3 separate regions of the Mus musculus genome follow, and regions 1 and 3 are each linked to region 2. A link is a loop called in an ENCODE intact Hi-C map of the cell type or tissue named here. Cell type or tissue: gastrocnemius. All regions are shown on one strand. Each heading gives the region's core, and the rest is flanking DNA. Links, peaks and the distances in the headings are about the cores only.

Region 1 (10,832 bases), core at 1,342-9,341, 310 kb after region 2:
GAAGAACAGTTTTTTTTATTTCTTTTTTTTTCTTTTTGTTTTTTTTTTTTAAATTAGGGTTTTATTTTTATTTTATGTACAGTGGTGCATCTACAGCATGCTTATCTGTATGAGGGTGTCAGGTCCCCCGGAGCTGGAGCTACAGACAGCTGTGAGCTGCTATGTGGGAGCCAAGAACCAAACCCTGGTCACCCAGAAGAGTGGCTAGTGCAACCAAACACTGAGCTGTCTTTCCAGCCCTTGAAGAGCAGTTCTGATGCCATGAGGCCTTCACTGGTCTATGTCCCAGTAGACGTGATCATCCCCCCCCCCCCCATTGACGAAACTTCCTGGTCATTTTCTCATGCTTCTTTGACATAGGCGTCACTTGCCAGCAAGAAGGTGTGCTGTGTTGGAAGAGACCCATGTCTCCCTGTTGCTGAATCTTCCACGGTGCTGGTCTGGGCTGCTTCGTGGTGCCCTGTAGAGCTATGACCTTGCAGTTCATACGTGTTCTGAGCATGCTCTATTTTCCATTTGTTTCAGAACAAACGGACTGCTTGGCCTTGAACACACAGGCCTGGACTGTTCTAGTCTTAGCAAAAGTAGCGTAGGGGTGAAGTTGCAAATCAGCCGTAGACTTTCCAACTCTGGCATGTCAGAGCGGGAAGAGGTCATCAACGCTGCCAGGCCAAGCCCACTCCACTTGTCGGCTAAGACTGCCCATGCCACACCAATATGCCACATCTATACGATTTCACCAAATCTGCACCAGTACATAAGGTCTGCTGTAGTGGTGTGCGAGATCCACCCCACTATGCCAGGCTCTTTCCCCCATCCCCCCACCCCAGTGCTCCCCCTTAGTGTTCTGGGGTCTGCCTGTATCCCAGTGCCTGTATCCCAGTGCACCAGTTCTACCTAGATCTGCCCCAGCATACGAGGTCAGTGTCAATGCACCAGGTCCACACCAGTGCTCCAGATCAGCTTCCCTTTGTGTGAGCTCTGGAAAGCCTGGGGTTGGGGACTTGGTTTTTCTCGAGCCAGGCCCATGCCTTCAATCACCTTCCCAGAATACAAAGTCAGAGTAACAGCTTCTGCTGCTTCTGAAATGAGTTTTCCACTCATGCAAATTGCTCTCTGACTTTGAGCACCCACGTGGGTGGGAGCCTCGCTTTCCGCTGCTCAGTTGGTGAAGGAGGGGGGACATCACAGGGAGATTTTTTCCCCCCTCCTAGCCAATATAGGCAATACCCTTCCTCTAATCAACAGGTTCACAAACACTATCTGAGAACCAGAAATGAATTTATAAAGGGCTCTTCTGGCCTTGTGGAATTAGAGCAGAGATACTGCTTTCTTTTCAGTTCAGTTAATCCAAATGAGCTGAGTCTCCTTTCTATAGGGAAGGGCAAAACAAAACAAAAACCCAGCCCAGCCAAAGCAAAGCATACTTAGCTGCCAAAATGAGACTCCAAAAATAGTTCGGGTCATTGGAATCACGCGAGAAATAGCATTTATATAATCTCTCTCTTGCAAGAGAACTTGAAAGTGATTTCCGTACATTATATGCGGAGAATATGTGGGGTTTATTTTACCGACTTTTGTCTGGAAAGCTTGTTTGTTGGTGCCTTTTCTTTGCTCTGCATAAGTTATCTGAGCTCCTTCATCCTGAATAGGGAGTATGGGAGTAGTGGCCCCATCTGGAGGCTGGATGGAAGAGTCAGACTGAAACGGGCCTTCAGCTCTGCTTATTGGCTTTTATGGTATTGCAGTGTATTGGTAGATCAAGATCCCCAATTTGTACAAAGGGCACAGAGACCCAGTGAACCATCCATGTCCTTGGCTACAGAATCAGAGAGTGTAATTCAAGGACAGAGCTGTGTGTAGGCCTAGGGCTTTGTGATTGTAAAAGAGAGCAAAGCCAATCTTGCCAGGCAGGGGAGGGAGCCTAGACTGGAAGCCTAGGGTGCTCTAGGGCGTGGCTTGAGGTTACAGATGTGAGAAGTGCGGAGGATTTAGGACCACATGGTGTAGCCTCCGGGGCTATGCTCTGGAGTCAGTTCATGACCCTGCAGAGCCAAGTGTGGTGCCAATCCAGGAGTTGTGTTTGCATTGTTAGGATCCACTCAGGCTGTCATCAGATCTTGTGCCTTGGTGCTCCACCTCAGGGATTTAGGAAGGGAGAAGGCATCTCTACGCCTTCCCTTTTACCATCCCCACAGATCCACAGGCATCACTTTCTCTATTGTACCCTGGAAACATGGCTTGCCCCTCTCTCTGGCTACTCTGTCTTTGGCTCTTGTTCTCCTAGCACTTGTCCTTGAAGCGGCCAGGCTCTTTCCTTGACCTTCAGGCTTGGCTTCCTCTGCCTTATCCTTCATCTGCTGCCAGAGGAACAGCATCAGGAGGCTGGGCTCTCCATGCCACTTCTCTGCCCAGCCTGTGGCCCTGTGGCCCTCTAGAAGAAAGCCTAAGGAAGGTCTTTCAGCATGGGTATTCCATATGTCTGCCTCCCCACATGCCCAGGTTTCGCCAACCCAGATAGAACATACTATACGCTATGTCAACACGGTCTTTTTAAGTGAGCTGTACCCTTGCTTGGAGCTTTCTGCCTTTCCACACTCCACATATCCATCCCTACACCAGCAGCCGTCTGTGGGCCTGCCAGCTAACTTGTTCCTTCCCCACCTGGACCATTGAGCTATATTTCCCTCCTTCTGCTCCCATCCTCTTGTTTGTGTGGCCCAGGGCCTCATTGGTATTGTTTTTGCCTGTCTATCATGTTATTAGTAGATGGGCGCTCCTGCCAATCCCCAGTTCTGTGCCAGGCTCATGGTGGGTCCCTAGCAAGTGTGTGTGTGTGGGGGGGGGGGGGAGGAGTAAATAGAGAGAGCCCAAAGGAAGGAGCCCAGAGCAGCAGCCTAAGCCACCTTCATTTGTCCCAATGATCAAGCTGTTCCCAGAGTGGGCCTCCTTTCTCCTGAGGGTAGTACTAGGCTTACCGGAGGAAAAAAAAAAACAGGGGAAAACTCATTTGTGTATATAGCCACCCCACCTCCCTCCTCCTTGTCCCAGGAGGAAATGATATTTCCATACATCCTAAACATCCGCCTCCTTTAGCATCTGCGGAAGCTCAGTGGAATAATGAAAGATAATCAGCAATGGGCTGAAATTGCCTCTCCTTTGGCAAGGTTGGTTTTTTTTTGTTTTTTTTTAATTCCTTCTTAACTACTGTCATGTCATAGCTTATGGGGGTTTTGTATATGGACCAGAGCTTTGCTGATTCTTCATCCAAGGTGATTGGGGTAGGGGAGGGTTGTGTACAGTATGTGTGCCTTGCGCTTTTCCAGAGGCAAACATGACTCTGTTCAGATCCTGCAAAAAATGGTGGCCCAGTGAAGCTGGCAGCGTGTAAACATGGCAAGAGGGAACCTGATGTACTGGCCTAGGGCTCCACATGCCCTTCCCGGGGGAGCTTCTTGGAAGAAGCACTGGCAGGAGCTGGCCAGGCCGGAGGCAGTCTCTGTATTAGCTTCGTGCTCAGTTATGTGTCATCAGAGCCATTAAGGGCCATTAAGAGCCTTGGTTTCTGGTCCCAGCTCTACTGCCAACTGGCTGTGAGTGGCCTTGGGCAGACTGCATGGCTTCTGGGGTCTGGATAGCACTCTTCTATCAAAAGAGGGTTTGGATGTCATCTCTGGGTGTCTGATGAACTCAAAGAGAGAGAGAGAACGAGCCACTTGGAGAAGAGCGTCAGGCAGGGAGGTGAGGGGGGCTGGGGCTGCTGGGAGCAAGTGCTTTGAAGGTGGGAGGGAGACAGGACAGAGGAGAGAGCAGGTCTACTCAGCAGGGAAGAAGCTCCCCTGAACTGGAGCCAAATGCCTCTGGACTTCCAAGCATGAACTTTGGAATTCCAAATTGGCCAGAAAAACTCACGGCCCGGGCCCAGTGAGGCCAGCTGGTACCGCGCCCATAGGTTCTTCCAGAAGTGCTGTGGTTTATGAGCCCCAAGGGACTCAGCCAGCTTTGGCTCGTCTTCTTTCAACTCTTAAACCATTCCCCTTCCCTAATGCATGAAGCACCCCACAGTATCCTGAGGAGCCCACCGTAGGCCGGAGACTATGCCAGATACCGCCACCACGTAGTCCTGTCTGTCCTTGTTATCATCCAACCTTGTGTTCACCTTTATATGCTTGGGATGAGGGAAGACATGGGGACATTGGAGCCAGGATCTTGGGGTGGGGTTGACTTTTGTTCTGGGATAGCCCCATTCTGCAGATGGTGAAGACTTTGTAAGAAACAGAGCAGCAAGCGAATCTTCTTGTAAGGCCAAGCATCTCTTGAGGGGAGTAGGCAAATGGGCATTGTTGTTTTGGGAAGGAAGAGGAACTGGGTGAGCAGATAGGTACAGCAGGGGTAATTAGAATGCCCAACTGGTGGAAGCTCAGGAACGAGTTGTGTTGCCTTGACATCTAAATGACGGTGCCCCTAGCATCTGCCTCTGGGACACAAGTACGCGCCAGACCAAGAGCAAGTTGGACAGAAAGATCAAAGACCATGGAGATCCGTGGGCAAGCTCTTTCCTCTAACTGGTAACTGTTGAAGGTGTAGCTTAGAAGTGGAGCCCTTACCCAGCGCACCCAAGGTCCCACAGCTTCTGACACTAGCACAAGGAAGTGCAACGCACAAAACCAGCTCCAAGGAGGGAGTCACCCTGCTGACCGTAGAACATTCATGTGGAAGCATCCTGGCACTCAGTAGCTCCTAGTCCTTTATCTTGCTTGTTTAGAATGTCCAGCCACAGACACTAGCGATCTCTCTTTTGTTCTCCTAAACTCAGTATGTTTAGGACTGTTGTTGACACCTGAGGAGTTTGCCAAGTAAATTAGGCCGAAAGGCTCCGTCTTGGCTGGAAGCTTCTGTTCAGCCTCTCAGATCCCCTCAGGTAGGAATCCGATAGGTACCCTCTCATTGGAACCTGGAGAGTTCGGAGGCCTTTGACAGCCACCCTCCCTCCAGGAAGAGTGTGGGATGGCCTTTGCAGGGGAGAAAAACCCGGAGTTGGGGTAAGTTAGCTCACTCCAGTGTCCTGGGTTCTCCAAGGCAAAGAGACAGAGTGCTAGTATTTGGAATAGAACTCAGGTTTCAAGATGTCTCAGGCCCAGGATGACCGTGAGCTTTGAGAGCAGCCCATGGTGTTCTGTTTCTGCGGGACAGAATTGGGCACATTCCCCAAAGAACTTTGGTTAAATGTTTCCATCAGTCCCCGTTTCTCAATTCCAGTCTTCCAGATTGTTCTGAGTGGCTGATACACCTTGTGGGGAAGGGGCGGGGCTGCATTCTTCTGCCTCCACCGCCCCTGTCCTTTAGCCAAAGGCAGCAGCTTAGTCCTTGGAGCCGGTCACTAAGAAGGGCTCAGACTCTTTGGAGCCAGTGTGCAAGTTGGCAGTATCCTCTGAGCACCTGGCCAGAGCTCCTGGGGAGGGGTAGATGGGAGGTGCCACACTGCCCCTTGTGGACTGTGGTGCTCATAGCTTGTAGTCGCACTAGGCTGAAGGAATTCTGGGACCTTAGAGGAGTCTTCTGATCTATGCTCCTCCCATGTAGGGCCCTTAATCCCCCTCTTCTGTTTTCTTTTTCTATTCTGAGAGCTGGTTTAGGCTCATTAGAGTGCATGTTTAGACAAAGTTTCATGTAGGAGAGTTAATTCTCTGGTACCATGAGGTCCTAGGATGTGGTCTCTCCATAGCCACAGTACAGCACGTCAGTAGCCCTGCATCACTGGGAGCTTCCAGTGCAGCTAAGGTGGCATCAAGCAGCTAGGAAAACACTTGGACCACAGAAACAGTCAGCCTAGGGACCAGGGTTTGTGGCTGATCCTAGAGCACACTGAAATGTTGATGTGACAAGTCTTAATGCAGACTCTAGTAGCCAGAGGGTCTCAGTATCCTTCAGGGGTGAGGGGGTGTACCTTGGGAGGAACAAGAGTCAGATAGCACTGGTTTGGGGTCCATGCTATTATGGAGATGTATATGTACGGAAGCAGACACCAACAGCTGCCAGTTCTCCCTTCCAACTTGTGAGCCACTAAAGGCCACAGCAGACGGCAAGCCAGCATCAGAGCAGTGGTTGCTTTTGCTATGCCTCTGGTGACATATGGCACCAGTTCCCTCTTTGTCCCTGTTCAGCGTCTCTGGCCTGACAGCCTTGCCCCCTTCCCCTCTCTCTGTGATGAGCCTCGGTGCTGGACAAAGAAGAACCATGCTCTGAAAGTCACCAATTTTCTCTTTTAAAACTTTTCTCTCCTGGAGTGCTGTATTAGTATTGTAATTTGCTCTTGATACCACCTGAATCAGTTGTGATGAAAGGTTTTTCCTCCCTCCCCGTCTCCTCCCCTCCCCTCCCCGCCTCCCCGTCCCCCAGGTTTGCTCACAATAACACAGATGAGAAAAGATAGTTGTTCTGATATATAATGTTCGGAGTTGCTTAAATCCTTCATTTGTAATTCTCCCCAGCATTTCTCAGTAGAGCGAGGCTCCATCCCATCGTCAGGGCCTCTAATCCCCATGGAAAGCTAGTGAAGAATGTCAGAGAAATTCTGCATGCGCTCTGGAGGTGATGGGCAAGTGGAAGGCACCGTGGTATAAATTAATCCGTGTTATCCCTCCCCATGGTCATCTTCATGATGGCGTTGTGGTTTAGGGTGACCCCTCCTGGGCCCTTTAAGGTCAAGAAATCAAGAAGTGAGAACCTTATAGTACTTGACCTGATCAATACTCAGGATCCTCAAACAGATACCTAAGGGTTTGGATACCAGTGTTGGACAGGCACGAAGGGAAATCGTTCGGAGAGGTGTTACAAAGCTTGCAGCAGCTGAGTGATGCCCTGAGTGTATACTGTATGTATCTCAGCCCCATCCGTGGATGGGGGAATCCGCTGGGTTCTTCATCTCTGTTTTGGATATTTTTTGTTCACCTTCTACTTCTCATCAGTTTTCCAGTTTAGGGAGCAAAACTCAATTCTAATGCGATAGCTAGGACAGAAGGGTGGAGAAGTGAAGCCCCTCTTTTGGTTTCAGGAGAACTCCAGAAAAGCCCAGACTCTTGTTTTAGCTCTTGTCCCCCCCCCCAAATTCTAAGTGCCAGACTCGTCCTAGCTATGCCCCCCATCCCAGATTTCAAGTTCTGATTCTTGTCCCAGCTATGCCCCCAAATTCTAAGTGCCAACCAGAGGGCTTGAAGTACCATCTGGTACTTTGGAGTCCTGATAAATTACTGTCTTCCTCTCCTCCTCTGCCTGCAAAAAGTTTTAGGATTTGAGGGTGGGGTGGCCATTTGCACCTGTGAGGAAGGTGCAGGAATGACTGCATTATTCTAGGGCCTTCTGTTTGTCTCGTGTATGGTTATAGAGTTAATATGATCTGGTCATGTGGTTGGTGTGTAGGAAACAAAAAGGAAACTATGAATGAATGACTCCTCTGCCCTCACTTGCCACCCTGATTCCTTTACCCTCTGCTAGTAAGTGCAATGAAAATATCAATAAAGAGGCGGACGTGGCGAGCCCAGTGAGGAGGAGCATTTGCCAATGGACGGAGCTTGGCCAGTGCAGGACTGGGCAGATGGGTGCCAGCAGAACATGTCAAGACTCCTGTTTCCTTGTCCTCTGAGTCCTTGCAACCAGAACAGTTATTCAGGATCTGAGGCCACAGTCTGGAACTGACTGAAGCTCTGGCAGGAAGGAATGTGGTTTTCTCATCTGCCCGTTGTCATTTCTGAAACCTCTTCAGCTGTCCAAACTGTTTCACCCTTGGGAGTGTTTTCACGCCCTTTGCAGGTGGCATTAAAGTGAAGCCCGTGGAGTTACAAAAGTTTTCATCTCTTTTAAAATTGGTCTTTTAAAGAAAATGGGCTGTTTGCATGAGCCCGGGAGCTTACACTTGGGCCCAGGCCCATGAGTCTGCCAGAGTGCTCTTGGCCCCTGGGAATATATACCTCTAGTCACTCCCTGATGGGCAGCAAGCCTGAATTCACCAGCACTTTCGTCTTCATGACCACCCTTTGCAATAAGGCACTGAGGGTTATGGTAATACCCTTCATAGATGAGGAAATGAAGGTTCATAGTGCCCTCATAACAGAAGGGAATAGTTCTTGTCAGAGTATATTCCTTTTTGCTATAGTGTGAGCCTCCTGCTGTAAGAGGCACTTGTTAATATCCAATGTCCTGCTTTTATAGAGAAGGCAACTCTAAGGCCAGAGGTTTATAATATTCTCTAAATGAAGTTGGTGAGCCTGGACTCGCATGCACAAGTCTGTGGAGGAGCATACCCCACACAGTGCCTAGTGGTTTGATGTCTTCCTGGCACCAGGGAGAGACTGTGGACCAGGAGTAGAGAGGGATGGAGGTTCTAGATGGAAATGTCTGGGTGATGAGACACGTCCCATCTTTGGTCTGAGCAGTGATTGCTCTGCCCTATTCCTGATGGGCAGCAAGCATCAGCCCTGATGGGCATTTTTGTTCTCTTCTACCTGTCAGCCTCTTTGAGCACTGCTCCTGTACCAGCCCCTTCCGTGCCCTTCGCCATCTGTTCTTTCAGGTTGTTTCCTCTCCACACTGGAGAATGGGTGTTTGCCTCCTCAGTGAGGAGACTGAAGCTCGGTGAGGTAAAGAAACTTGTCCTCAGCCACACAGCCAGATTGTGACAGTGCCATTTTGTCATTTAACAACCCCTTAGCCCTTGCTGTATGCCAGGTTCTCTGCTGAGGCACCAGGGAGAAATGAGTGAGTTGAATAGAAACCACTGCTGGTCTTTTAAGAGAGGTAAATTCTAGTGGAGGGAGACATTCAATAAACAGCTGATCAAATAAAAACGGAAATGGTGGCCCACTAGGAAGGAATGAGAGCCAGTTAAAGGGACCGAAATGGAGCCAGGTACAGAAGAGGAGAGTTGCATGGTCCGTCAGGTAGAACATCTCAGGGTTGCAGTCGGTCACGGTTCGTACATCACATGGTCGGGGTGAGTCTGGAGAGAGCGTAGAGGATGTTCCTTACTGGATGCACACACGGGTTGGGTCTGATGGTCTCTCTTCAGATGGCATGCAGGAATGACATACTAAATTAGCATCGTAAACTCTCCTCACTGCAGTGTCTACTTGACTCTTTGCCCTACTGTGACTGTCATCATTGCTCTCATGGTCTTCCCCACCCAAGTCTCCCCGCCAGCTTCCCTGTCTTACACAGTTTAGCCTTCAGCTTTGGTAACCTCGGTTTCTCTGCCCCACGCTAGCCTCAAGGTCTCCCTATCTCCAGAAAGCCACCTCTGTCTTCTCCCTCGTGTAAACTTGGATCCTGTCACCCCTGCATCCCAGCACCCAGAGTGGGGAATTAATGCTTTTTTTATTTGAAGAAATCTGTGGCTGTCATTTTTGATATCTTCTGTTTTTGTATGCAGGAACGCAGAGCACAATTAGAATACAGTTATATATCCTCATAGTTATTAAAGCTTGGATTAACATGACATAAAGTTTTGTCTGGGGAGTCTTTTGCTATGGCTCAGGGAGCATTTTTTGTGACAGTAATAGGCTACAGTTAATATACTTGAATGATACTAGAATCTGTGTTATAAGGCAGAACAAAAGGGGTTTATCTGCAGCTGAATTACAAAGGTGGAATTATCACAGCGAATGATCCACAGAGATCTGGGCTTAATTATTGTCCTTTGTGTCGTTTTAGCATAATACAGGTAGTTAACTGGAGCAGAAGTGCAGGGAGACCTGGCCTGTCACTCACCTGCTGGATACCCAGACTGCCCCCCACACCCACCCCACCCCACCCTTGCAGGCTGCCTGCTCTACAGAGCCAGCAGAACCATCTGTGGCTGTGTGATGCCTCCGGGGCTACTGTGTTCTTGCCTCATGTTTAGCGTGACTCTGTGTCCCACCAGCAGCCCAGATCTCTTCTCCCTCCACTTAGGTTCCCTGCTCTCCCGGCTTGTCACACCTTCCGTGAGGCTGATGAACAGGCTGATATGACAACTGCATTTTCTCTGCCCAGCGCCATGGCCACCACCTTTCAGAACGTAAATGTTCTGACAAGCAGAGAAGGTGAGCTAATGTGCTCTGTCAGCTGTTTGGTCAGAGAGCCTGGCAGTGGCCAGCCCAGGTGTCTAGCTGCAAATGGAAGCACTCAGGTGACCCGATTCCCCAGCTGCTCCATGAGGACAAAGCATGACAGCCTCGAAGTCAGGAGTACTAGGCAGCTGCCTCCCTCCTGCCAGCACCAGCCCATTCGCCATCAGGCTGGGAAGCTGTAACTCTCCTGCAGGCTTGTCTATGAACCAGGATAGCCCTTGCCTATGAATGAACAGGATAGCCCTTGCCTATGAACAGGATAGCCCTTGCCTATGAACCAGGATAGCCCTTGCCTATGAACAGGATAGCCCTTGCCTATGAACAGGATAGCCCAAAGTCGAGTGGGGTGGGGTGGGACACCCAGGAAATTTCAGTATAACACTGTTTGCTAGTGTTTAAGGTCATCATTCTGTCCTCTCCCTGCCTGGCTCACATTTTGAACTTACTTTGTTGGTGGCTGATTTCAGCTTCCACCCTGACTCTTAACTCCAAGAAACATGGTTGGAAGTGTTCCTTTTTTGTTTGTTTGTTTGTTGTTGTTGTTATTGTTTTTTTAATGTGCACTGGTGTTTTGCCTGCATGTATGTCAGTGATGGTGTCAGATCTTATAGTTACGGACAGTTCTGAGCTGCCATGTGGCTGCTGGGAATTCAACCCAGATCCTCTGGAAGAGCAGTCAGCGCTCTTAACTGGGACCCATCTCTCCAGCTCCTGGACCCTTTTTAATGT
Region 2 (10,832 bases), core at 1,560-9,559:
CTCATCATTGTGGCAGTTTTCCAAAAGTCAAAATTAAAAAGAAAAAAAATTAGAAAAAAAAAAAAGATTTACTTACTGTGTTCTGCCTGCATGTACACCTGTGTGCCAGAAGAGGGCATCAGACCTCATAGATGGTTGTGAGCACCATGTGGTTGCTGGGAATTGAAGTGAGGACCTCTAGAAGCAGTTGGTGCTCTCAACCTCTGAACCATCTCTCCAGCCCCCAAAGAAGAAAAAAAATCAATATTGTTCAATTAAAGCATATAAGAGAAACATTAATGAGGAAGTCCACAGTTGGATATCTGGTGTGGACTTTCTGGAGTAGACCCCAGAAAGCAACTGGCTTGTGGCTCCTGTCTTGGACAGCAACACTGGACCACCCACCAGTGCCAGCAGCACCCTTACACAGACCGTTTCTTACTGCAAACACTATAGATCGACCAGGTGTTACCATACAAGCAGCACTTGGGAGGCAGAGGCAGGAGGAATGAGGCCAGCCTGGGCTGTGTATGGTGGTAATGTGTCAAAAACAAGATTGCAGAATGGGATATGGCTCTTTAGACCAGGTAAAGACATTAGCTGTGCAGGCCTGATGACCCGAGTTCAATGCCCAGTTCAAAATCCACAGTGAGGGCTGGTGAGATGGCTCAGTGGGTAAGAGCACCCGACTGCTCTTCCGAAGGTCCGGAGTTCAAATCCCAGCAACCACATGGTGGCTCACAACCATCTCTAACAAGATCTGACTCCCTTTTCTGGAGTGTCTGAAGACAGTGACAGTGTACTTACAGATAATAAATAAATAAATAAATAAATCTTAAAAAGATAATCCACAGTGAACGTAGAAAAAGGAAGACAGTGACAGTGTACTTACAGATAATAAATAAATAAATAAATAAATCTTAAAAAAATAATCCACAGTGAACGTAGAAAAACCGCTTCGCAAAGTCGTCCTCTGACCTCTGCATGCATGCAGGTCAGCATGTGCGCCCATGTTGGACATAGGTGTAGTAGTTTAAAAGCATGTTTGCGGGAAGTGTTTTTAAAAGTGTCTCTGTGTGAGGTTTTTGCCATGTAGACTAAGCTGGCGTCAAACTTCAATCCTGTCTCTGATTCCTGGGTGCTAGAAATTCAGGCTTCTGAATTGTGACATAAAACCAGTCAACATTATAAAATGCATTTTGATCCAACTGTCTGCCATCTTCACTGCACACCCATGTCTCACACAGCGCCCCTGCGCTTTTCGTTTTGACATAATCTTCCCTTTGGACTGTCTGATTTGTTGCTGTTATGATCAGGACATGTGAAGCCCTTAAGTGTGAGAAGTGTGTTGTCCTGACCTGACAGGCACCATTATTTTGGCTGGGTATCTCTGGTTAATTGGGTGTGGCCTTTGCCAACAATCCTGTCTACTCCACAATCAAAGTGTGACCTTCAGCCCTGTTGGACTTAAGGTTCCTCCTGATTGTGAGGTAAGGGTGCTACATGTCAAGGGGCTGCAGTTACGAGGGCGGGCTGCTTTCCTTCATCCTCTGCCCAGTGTCAGCCATGTTTCAGAGTGAAGACGTACCCAGGAGCTTTAGCTAATCCTGGATGGAGGTATGGGTGAGGTAGAATTGTCACAAGCCACCAGGATGAGGTTTGTGTGTCAACTGTGACCTGCTCAGTGATGCTGCTTTAGGCCCCTGTCTTAGCCAGTGTCTTATAGGTGTGAAGAGACACTGTGACCTCTTACAAAGGAAGACCTTTCACTGGGGCCGGCTTACAGCTCAGAGGTTTAAGTCCATTGTCGTCATGGCAAGCAGCATGGTGGCACACACGGACATGGGGCTGGAGACATTGCTGAGAGTCTCACATCTGGATCGGCAGGCAGCAGGAAGACCCAGAGCCACCGGGGCTCAGCTTGGGCAGCTGAAACTCCAAAACCCTCTTCCAGCGAGGCACACTTCTTCCGACAAGGCCACATCTAATCCCTATCAAGTAGCAACACTTCCTAATAACCAAGCATTCTCGGGGGCCCTTCCCATTCAAACCACCACAGCCCCAATCTTTACTCTGAAATCAGCACTCTGGCCCCAGGGCCACCTGTGCGCCATATTCTGCCTGACTGGGTACAAGTCCTTTGCTCTCTGTCCTTTGCTCTCTGTCCCTATAACCCTCGATTTGTAAATAAATAGAAAAACAAGAGGTGGCAAGTGTGAGCATGAGGGCCCAGGTGTGGGTCCTCAGATCCCACAAAAAGCTCAATGTTGTAGCGTGCCGGGGAGGGGAGGAGGAGACAGAAGAGAATCGCCAGAAAGCTCCAGGGGCAGCTAGCCTGGTGCGGCAGTGTGCAAACCTACCCGTCTCGGGGCAGAAGATGAAGACCAACACTTGAAGTTGTTCACGTGTGCTCCTGCTTTTGTGAACGCATACATGAACGTGGCTTTATGTCGTGAAGGCGCACATCATACGATAGCTAGATGTTTTTAAGTGAAGGTGGATTTCAATAGGCTTGCCAGGTTTGATTTGGGGGTAATCTGGCAAACGGGGGCCAACTGAAGATTCCTCTTAAGGAGGTCGACTTGTATCTTTACAAAGAAAATCTCTGAGATCTTGGCTTGCTTGTTTAGAGAAGCAGGCCCAGCTGACATCTGGTGGAGACAGACGGCATTGGAGAAACCCCCGGTGCTCTGGGCAAGGATGGCTGATACTTCCTCCCTGAGCTGGGATGGAGTTCTTGTCTTTCTCCGGGCTTCCTGGCAGGATGACAGGGAAGGCGTTGTGACTGCTCCTGTGGGTTTCTGCACCAAGTGCCTGCATGAGTATGCCAAACCTGCTAAGGGCTACAAAGCTGAGACAGGTCCAGAGCCTTCAGGAAGTACTCTGTGGAAGTGTGCCGATGAGTCTATAACAGATGGCACATGCCTAAGGGGGGGCCTTCCCCACTTTTCTATGGGGTCCTGGAACCTCTTGGGAGGGAGCGACTAGGCTCACAATAGGCTGAACCTGGCCTTGAACCTGTGTCTTCTGGTATCCACGCTCCCTGCTCTCTCTGGGTGCTTGGGAGCCTAAATTCCCGAGTAACTTGGGCCACATAAGCACAAGCCACTGCACCTGGATATTGATCTTCATTTTAATCACTCGGAGTCTGTTCCTTTGTTCATCAAAGGTTGAGGTCCTTCCCAGGGCTTCGATGGTCCACACTGGTTGTGTATTAACACTTAACTTGAAATCGGCCAAATTGAGCAGACTTAACTGGTCTGAGATGAAGTTATTCACTAAGAGATGATTAAACATTATTACCATTTGGGGGCTGGAGAGCTTGTTTAGCCGTAAAGAATGCTGCTCTTTTGGAGGACTAGAGTCAGGTTCTTAGCATCTACGCTGGGCAGCTAACAACTGCCTGTAACCCCAAACTACAGAAGGGTTGATGCTTCTGGCCCCTGTGGCTACTCACATGCACATATACATACAGACACACAGAATAAAAAATCCGTATTTTAAAAGATTAGTATTTGGGGGTGTGCATGTGCTACATACATAGCTCAGTAAAGTTACTGCTTGTACAAGTGTGAGAATCTCGACCTCAGAATCCACATAAAAAAATCAGTGGTTAAGATCATGTGCTCTTGGAGAGGCCCTGGGTTCAGTTCCCAGTGCTCACATCGGGTGGCTCTTAGCCACCTGGAAGTCAGTTCCAGGGGATCTGACGTCTCTGGCCCCGGAGGACACAGCACTCATATGCACTATTACCTTTAGGATATTACCTCCCCATTGTTACCTTTAGATCATAATAAGTGCAAGGGAGTCTGGAGAGTAGAATGTGATGCCTTCTCAAATATGCACATATCCCAGATGACCTTCAAAAGGTGAGCATAGGATGGATCTTGGGTCCCAGAGTTCCCCTGTGCCCTGTTCAGTCTAGTTTAGTTTCCAATATCAGATCTCATGTAGCCTATGCTGCTGGCTTTGAGTTCCCCATGTCAGTGGTGATCTTGGACTTCTGATCTTTCCATCTTCACAAGTGCTCAGAGCACAGCCATTTACCACCATGCCCAGCTACACAGGGCCACGGGCCAAATTTAGGTCTTCTTCCATGGTAGGCAAGTTCTCTACTAACCAAACCACATTCCTGGCTCCTCCTTTGCCACAAAAGTGATCATTTATGTAGATGGGTATTTTATTTTGCCTGCGAGCATAATCTGTGTATCTCGTGCCTGCCTGGTGCTTGAAGAAGTCAGAAGAGGGAGTCAGGACCCCTGGAACTGGGTTCCAGATGCTTGGCAGCTGCCATGTACGTTCTGGGAACTCAAACCTGGACCCCTTGGGAGAACGGCCAGTGATGCTTTGAACCACTGTGGCACCTCTGCAGCCCCGCCCCTTTGATGTTTAACGGGAGGCTAATGAGCATGCATTGTCACGAGTCTGAGTATGGCTCAGATTGTTTCTGTTGGATAGTGCTAGGTAGGGAACAGGGTTCTGAGGTCACCGCCCTGCAGGCTGTCTCACAGTAGAGGCTCAAGCGTTTGCTACAATTTATTTATAATGCTTGCAAGTGGCTGGGCCCAGGCCCACTGAACCAGAGATTCTTAAGAATGGGACTTTGAAACCTACATTTTTTTTTCAATCCTGGGGTGGGGCAAATACAGGCCTTCACGCGTGTTCTATCGCTAGGCTACATCGCCAGCCCTTTTTACATTTTTATTTTGAGACAGTTTTCCAAGCTGGCCTTAAACTCAAGCCATAGTCCAGGTAGCTGAGGCAGGCCTTGAACTTGTGACCCTGTCTTTTCCTTTTTCTCTGAGTTTTAAAATAGAAGAATAACCGTAAACAGCTTTCTTCTTCCCTTCCTTCTCTTCCTTCTCCATCATCCCTCTTTTTTTTTTTTTTTTTTTTTTTTTTTTTTTGAGACAAGGTTTTTCTGTGTATCCTGGAACTTGCTCTGTAGACCAGGCTAGCCTCAAACTCACAGAGGTCCACCTGCCTCTGCTCCCCTGGTGCTGGAATTAAAGTTGTCCGTCAGCACCCCCTGGTTGACTTTGAGCTTTCAACCTTCCCATTTCGATCTCCCAACTGCCAGGCTGGGATTACAGGTGTGACCACTATATCCAGTTCAGGTCATGCTGGAGAGAGAACCTAGGGTTCCGAGTGTGCTCTGATAAGTTCTCCCCAACAGCCACGTCCTCAGGGTTGTCCAGTTACTTCTAAAGTGGTGTGCTTCCCCCTGGGTTGAGACAACATGGAATCCTTGGGTCCTGGTTTGGGGTTAGAGCTAATTATTGTGTGATCTGGGTGATGGCCTGCTGTCTGCCATGTGTGCAGTGTTGTGCCTTAGGTCAGATGTATCTGGGGGACAGTTATCAAAATCAGGGTGTGCAGTTTCGTTTCAAAACACCCAGTTTCCTGTTTCATTTCATCCATATTCGGCAGGGCATAGTTTGTAATGGTCTTATTCAGAGGGTGGAAAGAGAGCATTTAAACAGTAAAAGGCCCACCTTAAGAAGTAGAGTCGTAAAAGAGAATGGTTTTTGAAGTGTTTAAAGGAGTGGAATGAAGTCTTGTGCACTCCACAGGGCAGACTGCTGCTATTGTGGTCTATGTCCACTAGATGGCACCACAGCACAAGCTACTACGGGTATCCCCTCCCTTTGCCTCATCCCAGAAAACAGGTTCTCCAAGCACTTGTCTCAGTATTAAACTTAACAGGAATGCAAATCCCCAGCTCATACCCGAGACTTACTGACCGAGAACCGTGTAGCACTTTGTCCACGTAGTTTAGATGCAGACTTAAGTTTGAGAGCCACTGTCCTAGAATCAACCTTGGGGTAGCTTGGGAAGATACCTGTAGTACGCCAAAAGCGCTTGCTGGGGAGGGAATGAGGAGGTGCGTGGGGGGCGGGGCGGGGTGAGGAGGGGAGGGAGGGTGGAAGACAGTCAATGGTGCAGGTATATTTAGTGCCAAGGAGCTGCTCCAAAATCAGAGAGCTGATATGGACTAGGGGGCAAGACTGGATTTCTCCCAAGTCGGGGAAGTAGAGGAGAGAAAAGAGGGCTCTTCAAAGAGATCCCCTCCCTTAGGGCGCCAGATCATGGGCTAGGAGCTGAATCATAGGCTGAGTTCTCTGCCGGGAGCCCCAGGGCAGCTGTGTCCTCATTGTGGCTGTTCATCTCAGCCTGTTCTGAAATTTCACCAACCTACTACTGTGTTAATGGATTGAAATCTTGCAACCCTCCCAAGACGACCCAGGAAAATGGATGCTAAGAATCAAAAAGAAGCTTGAGACGGGGTGGGAAAATCACTAGTGAATTAAAACCTTATTTTTGTCTTTTCGATCCTATCTGTACCCTCAGGGAAGGCCAGTGCAGAATGAATTCATCTCTCTCTCTCTTTTTTTTTTTTTACACAAAAATTCCTTTTGCAGGTCGCAGCTGAGGCTTCACAGGGGCGACATACCATGCAAATATGTATTTTTTTTTCAGTTATGATGTATACAGTTTTTAGTTTGATTTATTTTTGGTGTCAGAAACAAAATGGAAGTTAGCTCTTTAAAAATGAGTGTGGCTGGCTGAATAAATAAATAATATGCTCTTGGCCAGTACCTGCCAGTACCTCCTTAATTGCCCATTGATTCTTTAATTCTCTGCCTTTCACCATCTACGAAATTAAGAGGCCACAGAGCATGGAGATGTCTTTTGCCAAACAACTAAAAGAATCAGAGGTTTTCGAAGGTCTGGTTCTTCCTGGGGGGCTTTTACCTAGCATTGAGGGGCACAAGTTACCCAAGGATGGAAGCCTGGTGTCCTGCTTGGACCCTTCCCAGGCTTCTGTACCGTCACTTGGCTTTCCAGCCACAAACATGTACTGTGTCCACTCTGGCGGGCCACCAGTGGCAGCAGGGACCCGGTTGTCCCTCCTCGTGGTCTCTGGAGGTTGGGTGGTCTGTCATGGTCTCTCTCCAGCAAACGCTGCCGTTCAGAGTGTTCACACTCCTCCGATAGCCCCAACCACGGGTCCTGGGAGCTGGCTGCCTCCTTTCTGCCAGGGGAGATGTTCCAGGAAGCTCTCCTTTATCCCATTTCTGGAACCACCAACCAATCTCCCCTCCCTCGGAAGTCTCCTGGCATCTATCTAGCCTCCTCTTCTCCCTTTCCTTCCCGTCAAGGCACAGAGGCCTGTGTTCTCATCGCAGGCTGTCTCCTAGGACCCTTCTCCAGGGTGCACTCTTCCTCAGGATGCTACCCTGCAACGCCTTCCTCCAGGGCATGGCTCTGAGCATTCACACCCCTCTGTAAGCTGCTACACCGGGTGGGGTAAGGACAGGTCGTGCCAGCTGCTTCTCTGTAGAAGTCTCTTAAATGGGTCTGCTTCCATGGTCTAGGGTGGGGCCCTCTCTGTTTCTCTGGGTTCATAGGACTCGTCATTTCTTCCACCCTGGAGACACAATGCCAGTTGCCTCTGCCTTTCTCCTATCCTGGAGTCTCCATGAATGCGTACTTGGTTACTGTTGGTGTCCCCATGAGAACGTCTACTCTGGGCTGGGAGCCCAGGCAAGGATACCCCGCCGGGAGCAGGGGGACCTTGCCTTTTGCCTCTGGACCCCTCAGCGGCCCCTCCTCTCTGTTCTCGTGCTCCTCTCTATCTGCATCTTCCTTGAATTAGAATTCTCACTCTTCCACTTATCAAGTCAGCATCGCGCGCCTGCCTGTCTCCGCCACTGTCAACATCCGCGCTCCCAAGTCTCCAGCAGCCTGAGCTCAGGGCCGCCCCTCTCTCTCTGGCAATTACGATTCCTTCCCTGGCTCACGTCGGAAGTCTTTGTTCTTCTCCCTGAACATTCAAGTTAATTTCTACTGACTGTTTATTCAGCCTTTGTACTGGCTGGCTTGCTACTTAGTCAGGAAACGAGGCCCTCCGAGGCAAAAGCACGGGGATGCGTGGGGACTCAGAGCAACAGTTTAGGACAGGAAGTAAGACACTTCAGAGGAGGAGGGCGCTAGACAGGAATTCCCAGGGCCATGGGACCAGGACTGGGATCATGATCTTAGGGAGGGGAGTGGGAAGGGAAGCAGAGGAGGGGAGAGGAGGGGAGGGGACAGGGAAGGAGATCAGGGGAAGGGTGGGGGTGAGGAAGGGAAGCAGGGGAGGGGACAAGAGAGTTAGCCTCAACTCAGGCCCTGCTTTTCATGGTGGTGGGGGCGGGGGGGGGGAGAAGTGTGCATGTAAATACACTTGCAGACAGGTGCACTCCACTTACTTAGAGACCTGCTGTGTGGGAGACCAAAGACAACGAAACCAAACAGCATTAGCAGTCCTGGCTTGCCTTCCATGTTAGCCTTTTGTTCTATCAAGCATTTGAGAGTTTAGGAGGGGGGCTTAGGCCTGCAAAACACCCCTGCGCTGGAGGGACAAAAGAAGGGATCCCGTAGGGAGGGGCAGCGAGGAGGGAGGAGAAAGGAAGGGGAGTAGAAGATGGGTGATGGGTAAGGAGAGACCACTGGACCGAGGAGAAGGTCCTGTGCAGGTGCTGGCTGGTGGGAGCAGCCTCAAGCCTAGTGGTTTTTAGTTAGTTTTTGTTGTTGTTGTTAAGAGACATTGTTGCTAAATTTCCCAGACTGTTCTCAAACAAAGAATCTCCTGCTTCAGTCTTCCTGAGTAGATGGTATTATAGGTGCTTTCAGTGAGCCTGGCGGCAATCTCTGTCTCTCTGTCTCTGTCCCTCTCTCTCTGAATAACCGATATTGATAGATATATGTGATAAAGACGAGATAGATAGATATAATATAAATATATAAATAGAGATGATATAGTTGTAATATAGCTATAGCTATAATAGATATAGATATAGTTATAATAGATATAGGCAGAGATGTAGATGTAGATACAGGTAGGTATGGTCCTACTATTTAGGCCTGGCTAGGCTAGAACTTGCTATGTAGATCAGAATGGTGAACTTGTCCTCCTGCTTCTGATTCCTGACTACTGGAGTGTGCCACCATGCCTGGCAGCAATCTCTTTAAAATCCAGTGGAAGGTGTTTGCAGCCTTGGCTGACCTTGAACTTTTAATCTTCCTGCCTCAACCTCTGGAGTACTGGGACTCCAGGTGTGTACCACCAAAGGCCCTGGGCTCTGATCCCAGCCCGGCAAAAGTGAACAGATGGATGGGTGTTGTCTTAGGGTGACCATTGCTGTGGTGACACGCCCTGGCCAGAAGCAACCTGGGGAGCAAAGGGCTTTTTGGCTCGTGCTTTCAGATGGCTGCTCATCACTGGAAGAGATCAGGACAGGAGCTCAAGCAGGCCAGGAACCTGGAGACAGGGGCTGATGTGGATGCCATGGAGGAGGGCTGCTTACTGGCTTGCTGCCCATGGCTTACTCAGCCTGCTTTCTTACAGACCCCAGGACCACCAGCCTGGGGATGGCACCGCCCACAATGGGCTGAACCCACCCTCCATCAATCATTAATTAAGGAAATGTCCTACAGGCTTGCCTATATCTCAGTCTTATGGAAGCATTTTCTCTTTCTCTCTCTACTCTCTCTCTCTCTCTCTCCAGGGTTTCTCTGTGTAGCCCTGGCTGTCCTGGAACTCACTCTGTAGACCAGGCTGGCCTTGAACTCAGAAATTTGCCTGCCTCTGCCTCCGAAGTGCTGGGATTAAAGGCGTGCACCACCTTGCCCGGCATGGAAGCATTTTCTTAAACGAAGTTCTTCCTCTCAGATGACTCGTAACTTTTGTCAAGTTGACATAAATCCATCTAGCACAGTAAATAAACTTTTTAACTTTATGTTTATTTAGACAATTATTTTACTTTTCTTTTATTTATGTATACTATGTTGACGAGCCTAGTCTTGAATTACTAGAAATCCACCTGTTTCTGCCTCCACAATGCTAGGATTAAAGGTTTTTGCTACCATACCCAGTGAATACATTTATTTTAAAAAGTATAATGAGGGGGCTGGTGAGATGGCTCAGCAGGCAAAAGCACCTGACTGCTCTTCCAAAGGTCCTGAGTTCAAATCCCAACAACCACATGGTGGCTCACAACCATCCCTAATGAGATCTGACTCCCTCTTCTGGTGTGTCTGAAGACAGCTAGTGTACTTACATATAATAAATAAATAAATCTTAAAAAAAAAAGTGGGGGCTGGTGAGATGGCTCAGTGGGTAAGAGCACCCGACTACTCTTCCGAAGGTCAGGAGTTCAAATCCCAGCAACCACATGGTGGCTCACAACCATCCGTAACAAGATCTGACTCCCTCTTCTGGAGTGTCTGAAGACAGCTACAGTATACTTACATATAATAAATAAATAAATCTTTAAAAAAAAAAGTATAATGAATCCCTTTTTTCTTCCAAGAAATCTTCCCAAACTCCGTTATGAAAAACAGACAAGGTAACTATTTTGTTTGTGTTAAGTTTACATGCCTGGACTAAGAGTATAGCTCAGAGGTAGAGCACTCGCCTAACGCGCATGAGGTTTGACCTCAGCCCACAGCAAATAAAAGTAAGTTAAGAATAAAACAAATTTGTATGTTGATGTGTATGGGAATTTACCTACTAGGTGGAGATTATTGAGGCAGATGAAAACATACAATGGATTAAATGTGACGTGATGGCCTGCGTTGGATCTGAGAACACGAAGACCCTCAGCGGGAAAGCTGTGAAATCTGAGGAATGAGGGAGTTAGTTCCTGTCTCAGCATTGCCCACTCGCCCGCCCGCCCAACCCACCATTGGCTCTCAGCCCTGAGGGCTGTGCTGTGCCTACGGTCAGTGGCGACTCAGGAGGAAACTATGCCGGGGAAGCTCACTCAGAAGCTGCCACTCTTCTGTAAATAGAAATCACTCCCAAG
Region 3 (10,832 bases), core at 1,190-9,189, 760 kb after region 2:
CTATTGCTTCTACACCAAATATCCTGAGAATAAAGTGATATTAGCCAGTATTGTGTCACCAATCTAAAAATGCTATTCACATATAAAGATTTTTACTGATTGTAATGCCTCTCTAAATGTTTCTATATAAGTGGAATGAAAGCAAGCTTTTTAGTGAACAACCTTTACTTCAACAGTTCTCTTCAGTTTCTCTTCTACTGGGCCAATTAGATTTCCAATCTGCTGAGGTGGGTTGTCCCTCAATTTTTGGTAGTAAAAGAAACAGGAAATCACGAAACCAGTGTTGAGTGCAAGTTCGTTCTCTCTCTCTCTCCTCTCTCTCTCTCTCTCTCTCTCTCTCTCTCTCTCTCTCTCTCTCTCTCTGGGTTAAAGATGTGAACGGCAACAATCTAAGTCCTGAAGTGACATCAGAAGAGTAGTCAGATTAGGATCTGAAAGGCTATTCTGGTCTAGAAAACAAGCCAACGGACACAACAGAAGACCCGATAAACCTAAGATCTGGCTCAGTTTCCAGAAGTGGGAATTAATTCTATTAAGAATGTTTCTGGGGCTGGTGAGATGGCTCAGTGGGTAAGAGCACCCGACTGCTCTTCCGAAGGTCCGAAGTTCAAATCCCAGCAACCACATGGTGGCTCACAACCACCCGTAATGAGATCTGATGCCCTCTTCTGGTGCGTCTGAAGACAGCTACAGTGTACTTACATATAATAAATAAATAAATAAATAAATAAATAAATAAATAAATAAATAAATAAATAAATAAATCTTTGGGAAAAAAAAAAGAATGTTTCTGCTGGGGGTTGTGGCGCATGCCTTTAATCCCAACACTCAGGAGGCAGAGGCAAGCGGATTTCTGAGTTTGAGGCCAGCCTGGTCTACAAAGTGAGTTCCAGGACAGCCAGGGCTATACAGAGAAACCCTGTCTCGAAAACAAGCAAAACAAAAAACAAAAACAAAAACAAAAAAAAAAGAAAAACAAGAATGTTTCTGGGGGCCGGAGAGATGGCTTAGCGGTTAAGAACACTAACTGTTCTTCCAGAGGTCCTGAGTTCAATTCCCAGCAACCACATGGTGGCTCACAACCATCTGTAATGAAATCTGATGCCCTCTTCTGATGTGTCTGAAGACAGCTATAGTGTACTCATAAAATAAATGTACCTTAAAAAAAATGTTTCTGGGGCTGGAGAGGCAGCTCAGTGGTTAAGAGCTTTGTTCTTCCAGAGGTCCTGAGTTCAGTTCTCTGTAACCATGTGGTAGCTCACGACCATCTATGCCGGGATCTGATGCCCTCTTCTGGCATGCAGGCATACATGCAGATAGAGCACTCATAAAAATAAATCTTAAAAAAAAAAAAGTTTGACCATGAGTCTCTGAACTATAAGCTACTACATTTTGTTATACTGTTCAGTCATAAATATAATAAAAGGGCAGGTACAGGAGCTATTGCTACAGTGGCTGAAGCTGTACTCAGCATCCACCTCTCCCCATTCACTCTTTAAATTGTAATATGTACCTGCTGTTGTCAAAATATTTGACCCTTAGTTTGTGTACACATTGGCAACAGGCTCTCTGCTCAGTATGAAGAAATTCTAGGAGGGCAGGATAGCTTTTGACTCAATGAACTAGTTACTATGGTACACTGAGAAGACTAGCTAGTGCTTTTGAAGTACATATTGTCTCAAAGTATACAAAGCTCTTCTCAATTGACAAAAGTTAACTAGCTATCTAGTCTCAGGGCCTAATCTGGCCCTGCTTTTGTTTTATAATCTCTGTAGGGCCTTTCTTACCTTACAGCTGTTTCCTCTTTCCCTAACTTCCTTTCCCTTCCCACCTCTCCTTTGATTTTCTCCCCAATTTCATTCAGCACTGAAAGCATGGGGAACAGATGGTCGTCAACCCAAGGCAGTGCAAATGCTTCATGCGTTTTACGTGTGAAAGCCCACTGCTGGCTTTGTAATAATGTAATACATTATTTCTGCTTTTTTTTTTCCTTTGGTGTTTACTTTAGACAAGAATGTCACAATGTAGTTATGTTCCTTATATGAAAATTATTTCAGAACTATTTATTAAACTACATATAGTTTGGAATGGAAAACACCACTTAGTGGTACTTATGTGTTAGAATTAGTAACTTGGAGAAATTTGTCTATGACCACCTACATAGGTATACTTAATAAAACTAATGCTAACATCTGAGAAAGCTCCCACATATGTTCAATATACAACTCTTTCAATGAAAACAATTACTCTGCTCTCTTAAAAACTATATATAAGCTGGGCATGGTAGCACATGCATTTAATCCCAGCACTTGGGAAGCAAAGGCAGGCAGATCTCTGAGTCTGAAGCCAGCCTGGTCTACACAGTAAGTTCCAGGACAGGCAGGACTATATAGTAGACCCAGTCTTTAAACAAACAAACAAACAAAAGTTCCACAATCCATATGATCTGATATGACTAATCTTCTCATCAGAGAACTGTAAAAATTCAAGCTAACCTGACCAATGGTAAGATGGGAGGTTCATAGGTGGGAGAGATCCAACACTTCTTTAGCATAGATAAGGAATTTTGCTTGATCCCCAGAATTCAAAGAACAGGTGTATGTGTGTGTGTGTGTGTGGGTGCTCAGTAGGTAAGACACTGTTGTCACTAAGTTTGACAGTTTGACAGCCTGAGTCAGATCCCTAAGGCTCCCATTAAAAAGAGAAAATTCCCACTAGTTGTCCTCTGACTTTCCACATATACATATAATGTAATGTAATATAATGTACATATAATGTAATGTAATATAATGTAATAAAATTTTTAGCTAGGCCGTGGTGGCGCAAGCCTTTAATCTCAGCACTTGGGAGGCAGAGGCAGGCAGATTTCCGAGTTCGAGGCCAGCCTGGTCTATAGAGTGAGTTCCAGGACAGCCAGGGCTACACAGAGAAACCCTGTCTCAAAAAACAAACAAACAAACAAAAAATTTTTTTAATGGGCTGGAAAGGTGGCTCAGCAGCTGCTAAGAGCACTGGCTGCTCTTCAGAGGACTCAAGTTCAATTCCCAGATCCCACATCTTGCTCACAACTGTCTACAAACCCAGTGGCAGGGAATATGACAGACACCCTTCTGATCTCTTTAGGCACTAGGCATTCAAGCAATGCAGACATACAAGCAGGCAAAATATCCATATACATAAAATCAAATTTAAAACAAAACCAAAAACACTAACAATGTGTTGAAGTGTTCTGAGTTGGAGACACATTTAAGGGAACTCAAGAAGAGAAAGTGACATCATAAACCCAGCATTTCACAACAGCAGTATACTCATACAGCTTCAAGAGTCACCCAGCCCTCCAGATATCATTTAAAAAGAAATTGTTTAGACATAGTCCCCAATCAGGCCATGATCAGAATTCAAAATAGAAGGATGCATTGAACATTTTGAAAAGCTAGTCAGGGCATCTCAATGACAACCTTCCCAGTTGACATGAATTTTAATCAGTTGTAGGCTGTAGAATGCAAACATTTTGACTGCATACTGAAAATTGGCAAGTTTAGCATACCAACTTAACAACTCACCTATCTCAGCTGATAACAATTCAATTTGGGGATGGGCAATGGTGGCCCAGGCCTCCAATCCCAGCACTTGCTGAGGCAGGTAGATCTTTGTAACTTAGGAGACCAGCCTGTTCTACAGAGTTAGGTCTAGGACAGTCAGGCAGCCAAGGCTACACAGAGAAACTCTGTGGGTTTGCTTTTGTAGATCTCATATAAACTTTAATGTATACTCAGTCAATGTAGAAGCTGGAGCTCTAGCTCAGTTGGTAGAATGTTTGCTTGCTTAACATCTAAGAGTCCTGGTTCCACTCCCAGTACCACACAAACTGTCTCTAGTCCCTAGCACTTGAGGGGAGTAGGCAGAAAGATCAAAAGTCATTTTCAACTACATAGCAAATTTGAGATCAGGCTAGATAGCAGAAGACCCTATCACAAAAACAAAAACACCAAGTAGGGATCTTTTGATACTTACCACTGGCAGGTTCTTTGGCTTTTTTTTTTTTTTTAATATTCATGTATATGAGTGCTCTGTCTCCATGTACACCTGCATGCCAGAAGAGTGCAATAGATCCCATTGTAGATGGCTGTGAGCCACCATGTAGTTGCTGGTAATTGAACTCAGAACGCAGTCAGTGTTCTTAACCACTGAGCCATCTTGCCAGCCCCTTCTTTGGCTTTTATAGGGCTGCTGCCTAGTTACTGAGTGGCTGGCTGGCAAGTCCAACCTCTGAATGACCTGGCCAAAAAAAGGGCAAAGGTTTTCCTGAGCTGAACTGTCTGTACACTGTAAAGCCAGGAAGTCAAGCATTTCACTGTCTTGGAGCTGGGCTCTGAGCTAAGGCCAGGGATAAGAACACAGATCAGACAGCACCATGAGACACCCTGGTGGCATTAAGTAGATATTACAGGTGGTGCGCACTTTAGTTACTTCTGAACTCCCAATTGGAAGGGAGGTCTAGAAAGGGGGAGGGAGGGAGACTGAGAGGGAAAGATGTCTTGCAGTAAGCACAAGACATGTGACACATATACATGCATAGAGGCAAAACATTTACATACATAAAAAAATCTTAATTGAGACACCAAAAAAAAAAAAAGGCCTCCAAGAGCTAATAGCTGGCCAAGGGCAAATACACATGAAAATTAGAGTAATCTAAAGAAAATGCATTTAATGGATACATGTGACATAATTAAACAGGCATAAAGCAGGAATGCCACTAGTTCAAAAATTTTTTCAGCTACTAACTAATCTAGGGATAGTGATTATGGCTCACTGTGTAAGCTCCAGCTATCCTGAACTTCACTATGGAGACTAGCCTGTCCTGAAGCTCAAAGACCCATCTCATCTACTGCTACCACCATGCCTGGCACTTAGTTGTGGTTTCATCTGAATTTTGTTTAAAGCTTGCTTTTACATATATGCCAAAAAAGGTCTCAGATTTCCTGGAGGTGGAGTTACAGGCAGATGCAGGACCTCTGGAAGGGCATGAAGTGGTCTTGACCACTGAGCCATCTTTCCAGTCAGATGGAAGAATGTTTAAAAAGAAATGGGCTGTTGTGGCAATTTGAGTATGAGGAGTCAAATATCTGTTTTCTGGGCTGTGTGGCTTCAAATTAACTGCCTAAGTTTGTTCTTGTTCTATTAGTCTGAAGACTAGTGCCAGGATCCTGAAGTAAGACTTTTCCAAGCCCAACATAACCTTATACGTTTAATGTATGAATTGCTGTAAAGATATCAAGTCCAACAAAAAGAAAAATACAGAGCCAGGTGTGGTGGCGCACGCCTTTAATCCCAGCACTTGGGAGGCAGAGGCAGGCGATTTCTGAGTTCGAGGCCAACCTGGTCTACAAAGTGAGTTCCAGGACAGCCAGGGCTACACAGAGAAACCCTGTTAAAGAAAAGAAGAAAAGGAAAGGAAAAGAAAGAGAAAGAAAAGAAAAAAAAAAAAAAGAAAACTACTGAAGAATCTGCAAGGATTCGGAGGAAGGGCCACTAAATTCACAAGGCCATATTTAGGCTTCCTCTGTAAGAAACTTGGGGGAAAATGAGACTTAATAGAACCACTTAGTTTTCAGACAAGGCCCTCAATTTCCTTTTTTTCTTTAAGATATATTTTATGTATGAGTATACTGTCACTGTCTTGAGACACCAGAAGAGGGCATCCGATCCCCATTACAGATGGTTGTGAGCCACTATGTGGTTGTTGGGGACTTAACTCAGGACCTCTGGAAGAGCAATCAGTGTTCTTAACCACTGAGCCATCTCTCCAGTCCCCTCAATTTCTTAAAAATAAGCTGTCACTGGGCATGGTAGAACATGCTTTTGATCCCAGTACTGGGGAGGCAGAAGCAGGCAGATCTCTGAGTTCAAGGCCAGCCTGTTCTACAGAATTCCAATATAGCAAGCACTACATAAACTGTCTCAAAAAGTAAAAAATCAATTAGCCAAAAGACCAACTGTCACTGTGTAGCTGCCTGTCTTGCCTTAGCTTCCTAGTGCTTAACAGTGGGGATAACAGATATCACCACATTAAAACCACCTACTAGTGGGTCTCACTGAAGAGCTAGTTCATAATGACATTGGAAGGCTTGGATCATTAGTGTTTACCACCAATCCTGGCATGTTGCCATCAGGACAGCTGAGATATGTGACCCAATGTTAGGAGTAAAATACTTTATAATCTACTCAGTTAATCCACAGCTTAGGAAATAAGATGTCTATACTGCTATATCATTTCTGCCAAATTTATAAACTTTCAACAGCACTGAATTTGGTTCTTGGAAAATACAGTTACTAAAATCCCACAAAGCCTGAACATATAAAAACATTAAAATAGGGGCTGAAAAGATGGTTCAGCAATTAAAAGAGCTCTGGCTGCTCTTCCAGAGGTGGTCCTGAGTTCATTTCCAGCACTACATGGTAGCTTACAACCATCTGTAATGGGATCTGATTCCTTCTTCTGATGTTCATGAAAACAGAACAGTCATATACATAAATCTTTTTAAATACATCTTGGAAAAAAGTACAATTAAGTGTTTATTAGCAAGTGCTAGAGATAGATCAGAGTTTAAAGTACTGTGCTCTTCCAGAGTTATCTGGGTTTGATTTTCTGCATCCACATGGAGGATCACATGCAACTCTAGTCCCAGTGGATCCTATACCTGCTTATGGCCTCCATAGACACTGCACACGTGGTACAGAGACATGCACTCATGCACATGTTTTTTATTAATTCAAAAGGCTTTGTTTAGCTTGTTAATTTTTAAAGTTCAACAATGAGCTGACCTCATGAGGACATTTAAGATTTGAAGCACTAGCCAGGCAGTGAGTGCTTTAATTCCAGCACTTGGGAAGCAGAGGCAGGTGGATCTTGATTTGGAATCTAGCCTAATCTAGAGCTGAGTTCCAGGATAGCCAAGGCTACACAGACAAACCCAGTCTCAACGAATAAAAAAAAAAAAGAAAAAAATGTTTTGAAGGAGGTTAAGACTACTAATGAGGCAACTGTGTATAATCTCACACTTGGGAGGATTTCAAGTTGAGATCAGCCAGAGTGAGACCTTATTTCAAACAAATGAAACCCCCAAGAGCTAGTCTGATTCAAGTCAATAGGCATGGTGGCACTGAGGCAAAGATGAACTTGGCTATTACCTTTCTGAAATTTACTTTGCCAACTTAAGGGGGTTAGGGGAAGGCCATTTGTTTTAGTTATAACAATATCTATTGTACAACTTAAAATTTCATATTTCTAGAGTCTTAAAATGTGATGTAACTCTTTTTTTGAGACAGGGTTTCTCTGTATAGCCCTGGCTGTCCTAGAACTCACTTTGTAGACCAGGCTGGCCTTGAACTCAGAAATCCGCCTGCCTCTGCCTATGGGATCAAAGGAATGCGCCACCACACCCAGCTGTGATGTCACTCTTAAGTATTCTGTAGCTTAAAAGTTGTCTATGACATGCTGTTACTGGTGGAAATAAGTATGTTAGCAAAGGACTTCACAGACCCTTTTAGGTTTCCTTTTGACGGTTCAAACAACTCAACCCTAATTGCTCTGGCCCCAACTTAACTCATAAGGTCCTCTAATACTTCAAGAAATAATTTTTGCTATACCTGACATTTTAGTAATCTAAACTCAGCCCTTCTTTTACCAAGAAGGTGTAATGGCAAAGCTGGAGTTTATCAAGGGACATTAGAGTGGTAATAGGAAAGGGGCAAGGGCTGAGCATGAAGCTCGGTGGTAAGGTGCTTGCCTAGCATATGTGAGGTCCTAGGTTCAGTCCCCAGTACTACTGCACATGCAAAAAAAAAAAAAAAAAAAAAAGGAAAAGGGCAGTATATACCTAAGACAAAGGTGTAGACTTATTAAAAGAATCATTGCAAAGGAAATTCTGGAGTCGGTGTGAATTCAGAATGCCTTTCATATGTTCCCATTATAGACACAGCTGGCCTTCAGTTAGCAACCTTACAAGAGCTTATCCAAATGCCCTGGTTACTGGTGTATATAACCATACATTGCTTAAGAGTTCAACCTTGCAGCCTCATGTAGCCCCCAACGTAACTTAATAAGCAGAGAAATACCTATTATATAAATCTGATCAATGTTGACTGCAAAAATAATTTGTCCACTTTTAACATCCTATTTTCCAAGTGACAAGTTTTGTAAGTTTTAGGTATTCCCACAGCCAAGTTTTATTTCCAAAAGGTGGTAAATTTATGTCATTAAGTCTGTGGGCTTTGGATGTTCTTTTTGTTTGTTTTGGCGGGGTGGGGGTGGGGGTGAGGTGTGGCTGTGGTATAAAATTGAGACAAAGAAGCTAATGGTAATAACCTTTCATTCTCAGTAATCCCCAGCTCTTAAAATGTCAGTAAGTTAAACTCTTCAAAAGAATGGGGTTGACTTTTGATCACAGCATACTGCCTGCATACAATATAGCTAACCTGACAGGGTTTGGGTGCACATTATCTTTAAAAGTTCATTAGCAATATTGAAATATCATTCCTAAATCTCCCAAGAAAAAAGGCTCTAAAGTATACTCACTTCCTCGGGTTTCTCTGTATAGCTCTGGCTGTCCTGGAACTCAATTTGTAGACCAGGCTGGCCTGGCCAGAAATCCGCCTGCCTCACGAGTGCTGGGATTAAAGGCGTGGGCCACCACGCCTGGCCCTTGTGTTACTTTTAACTTATAAAAGTTGTACTTAAGCTGTAAGCCGAAAAGGGCATTGCTCAGGATTACAGGCAGAAAACTTACCCAACCATCCAACAGTGTAGGTGATCAAATATTGTAAATGGCACTATAGTAAAACTTATTCCTGGATGGGTTTTGTGGCAGGGCTCCCTCTTGTGGCCAACCTATTTTCACTATCACTTAACAAAAACATTAGAAAACTAAGACAGGTGACAGATGTGACAGATGCTAGGCATGTTTTTCATAGCATCCTTTAAGTCAATTTGTAGACCCCTTCATGCTGATAGCTTAGCTACTGTGCAACTAAATGGGAACCTCACAAAAAAGCCATGCATGACTTCTTTCCTGTGTAACCCACTGACACTATGCTATGTGTAGTTTCAAGTTGCAGCTCAGTGGTAAAGCACTGAGGTTCAACTCATACAATAACTAGTACCACTCCTCTGCCTCTGAATTAACTGCACAGGATATCTAGTCTATCTTGTATCTTATTTCTGTCTATTATGAAGCAATAATACCCTTCCTTTGATCACTACAAGCACAATCAAATTCTCCACTGCCAAATAAAGCTTTCAAAATTAAAAACAAAGTATGGTGTTAATGTCTTTGCTCTAAGGTGAAAATTATTTCCCAATATTTATTCAATCATCAAGCTTTTTCTCTTATCATTCCAACTCCACTTTCTCATAAAACCAGAATGGGCAAGGTTCCTTGAGATGGGAAGCAGGGCTTAGAGATGGCTCACCTGTTAAGAGCACTCACTGCTTTTCAGAGGACCCAGGTTTGATTCCCAGCACTTAGCACCTCACAACTCTCCAGTCTCCAGTTCTGGGAGCAGCAACTGTTCTCTTACTATTCAAAACACGTTTGGTGCACTCACACACACACCCCACTCTTGCAAAACACCCATAACCATTAAGTCTAAAGTCTTTAAGAAGCTGGGTGCGGTGCATGCCTTAATCCTAGCACTCAGGGGGTAGAGGCAGGCAGTTCTGGAGGCCAGCCAGGGCTGTTAAAAGAGACACCATCTCGAAGAAAGAAAAATCTTAAAAACCTGACATCAAAACATCTACAAGAGTACTACACTGTATATTGTAGGTATTACCTTCTATGAAGTCTTGCTACAGTGTTAAACTATGTAGTAATGGAATATATTGTGTGGTTGACACCTTTTAAGTACCTGATTCAGTCTAAAAGGATGGAGAACTTAAATCTCAATAAAGGTTCCAAATTAACAGCTTTTTATTCACTCCCAAAATTACATATAGTAACATTAATCCTCTGCAGTACTAGTACAATTCTACAACTCCTTGCTCACCCAAACTAGATATATATTTGGGATCCATGGTTGTTCAGACTTTACATGAAGATCTTATCACATATACTTCATATATATAAAACACCTTCAACAATGCCTATGTGACTTTTACACAAATTACACAATAAAGGCATCTACTCTGGCCAGATTTTACATTCATTTTGCTCAATAAAAACAATCTGTGGTATTCCAGTATTGTGGGTTATCAATCTATCATCAAATTATGATGGAAATAAGCTACAAGTGGTTGTTGTTATAACAGAACTCAGTCTAATACTTTCTCTCCTTTTAATACTATTTAAATACATATAATTTATTTCATTTGTAATTTCACTACAAATTTCATATACAAAGCAAAAAGGCAAACACCAAAAGTTGACCTTGACCTCAGAATGCTGAAAATAGCACCACCCCTACAAAAGCATGGCTCATAGACAGATCTTGGAATTTATCATATTCAACTCCAGAATTGAGATGAGTAGATTTATACACTCAAAACTATTAAAAATATAAAGCTGGGAGGAAGAGAGGAACATTGCAAGTCAGGAGCAATTATTCATCACAACTTTAGTTCTTAAAATCCAGATCCCAAACTAGGTATCAGAAAATGTGTCTTACCTTTGTCTCCAGTAGGATGAGCTGAACAGCAAGTTGGGTTATTCAATCAGAAGTTATGAAAGTACTTGCTTAAAGAGATTTAAGTGCTTTCGTGGTTAGAAAAACTAATCATAGGTTTCCCTACAATATCCTAAGGGAACAGAGGGGGGCGGGGAGTAGAAATCAAAGTA

Evidence for each region. A loop is a pair of places that touch in the nucleus more often than their neighbours do. Peaks named below come from ENCODE experiments on the same cell type or tissue, not always from the same donor. Only the 100,000 strongest peaks of a DNase experiment are listed, where the experiment ranks them.
Region 1: a loop joins it to region 2, with 2.7 times the contacts of the local background. A loop is called at or near these places in 2 of 42 quality-filtered maps.
Region 3: a loop joins it to region 2, with 2.8 times the contacts of the local background. A loop is called at or near these places in 16 of 42 quality-filtered maps.

Annotation. Positions count from the first base shown.
Region 1 is chr11:88,507,393-88,518,224 of GRCm38, reverse strand. All of the region lies in intron 6 of Msi2 (musashi RNA-binding protein 2), which reads left to right. Among named protein-coding and RNA genes, the nearest start is that of 0610039H22Rik, 110 kb to the left of the region's middle. In gastrocnemius, for the core only: CTCF peaks have their summits at 1,680 and 5,497; DNase peaks (open chromatin) are centred at 3,839, 5,441, 6,030, 7,585 and 2 more places; H3K27ac peaks cover 5,650 bases.
Region 2 is chr11:88,817,994-88,828,825 of GRCm38, reverse strand. No RefSeq gene overlaps it. Among named protein-coding and RNA genes, the nearest start is that of 4930556N13Rik, 28 kb to the left of the region's middle. In gastrocnemius, for the core only: CTCF peaks have their summits at 2,644 (motif pointing left) and 5,583 (motif pointing right); DNase peaks (open chromatin) are centred at 6,048, 6,941, 7,603, 9,240 and 3 more places; H3K4me3 peaks cover 252 bases; H3K27ac peaks cover 326 bases.
Region 3 is chr11:88,052,870-88,063,701 of GRCm38, reverse strand. Srsf1 (serine and arginine-rich splicing factor 1) reads right to left here. Exons shown (of 4, transcript NM_173374.4): 4 at 9,945-10,832. Among named protein-coding and RNA genes, the nearest start is that of Vezf1, 10 kb to the left of the region's middle. In gastrocnemius, for the core only: CTCF peaks have their summits at 1,293 (motif pointing left), 4,440 and 8,874 (motif pointing left); DNase peaks (open chromatin) are centred at 4,343 and 8,817; H3K27ac peaks cover 2,158 bases.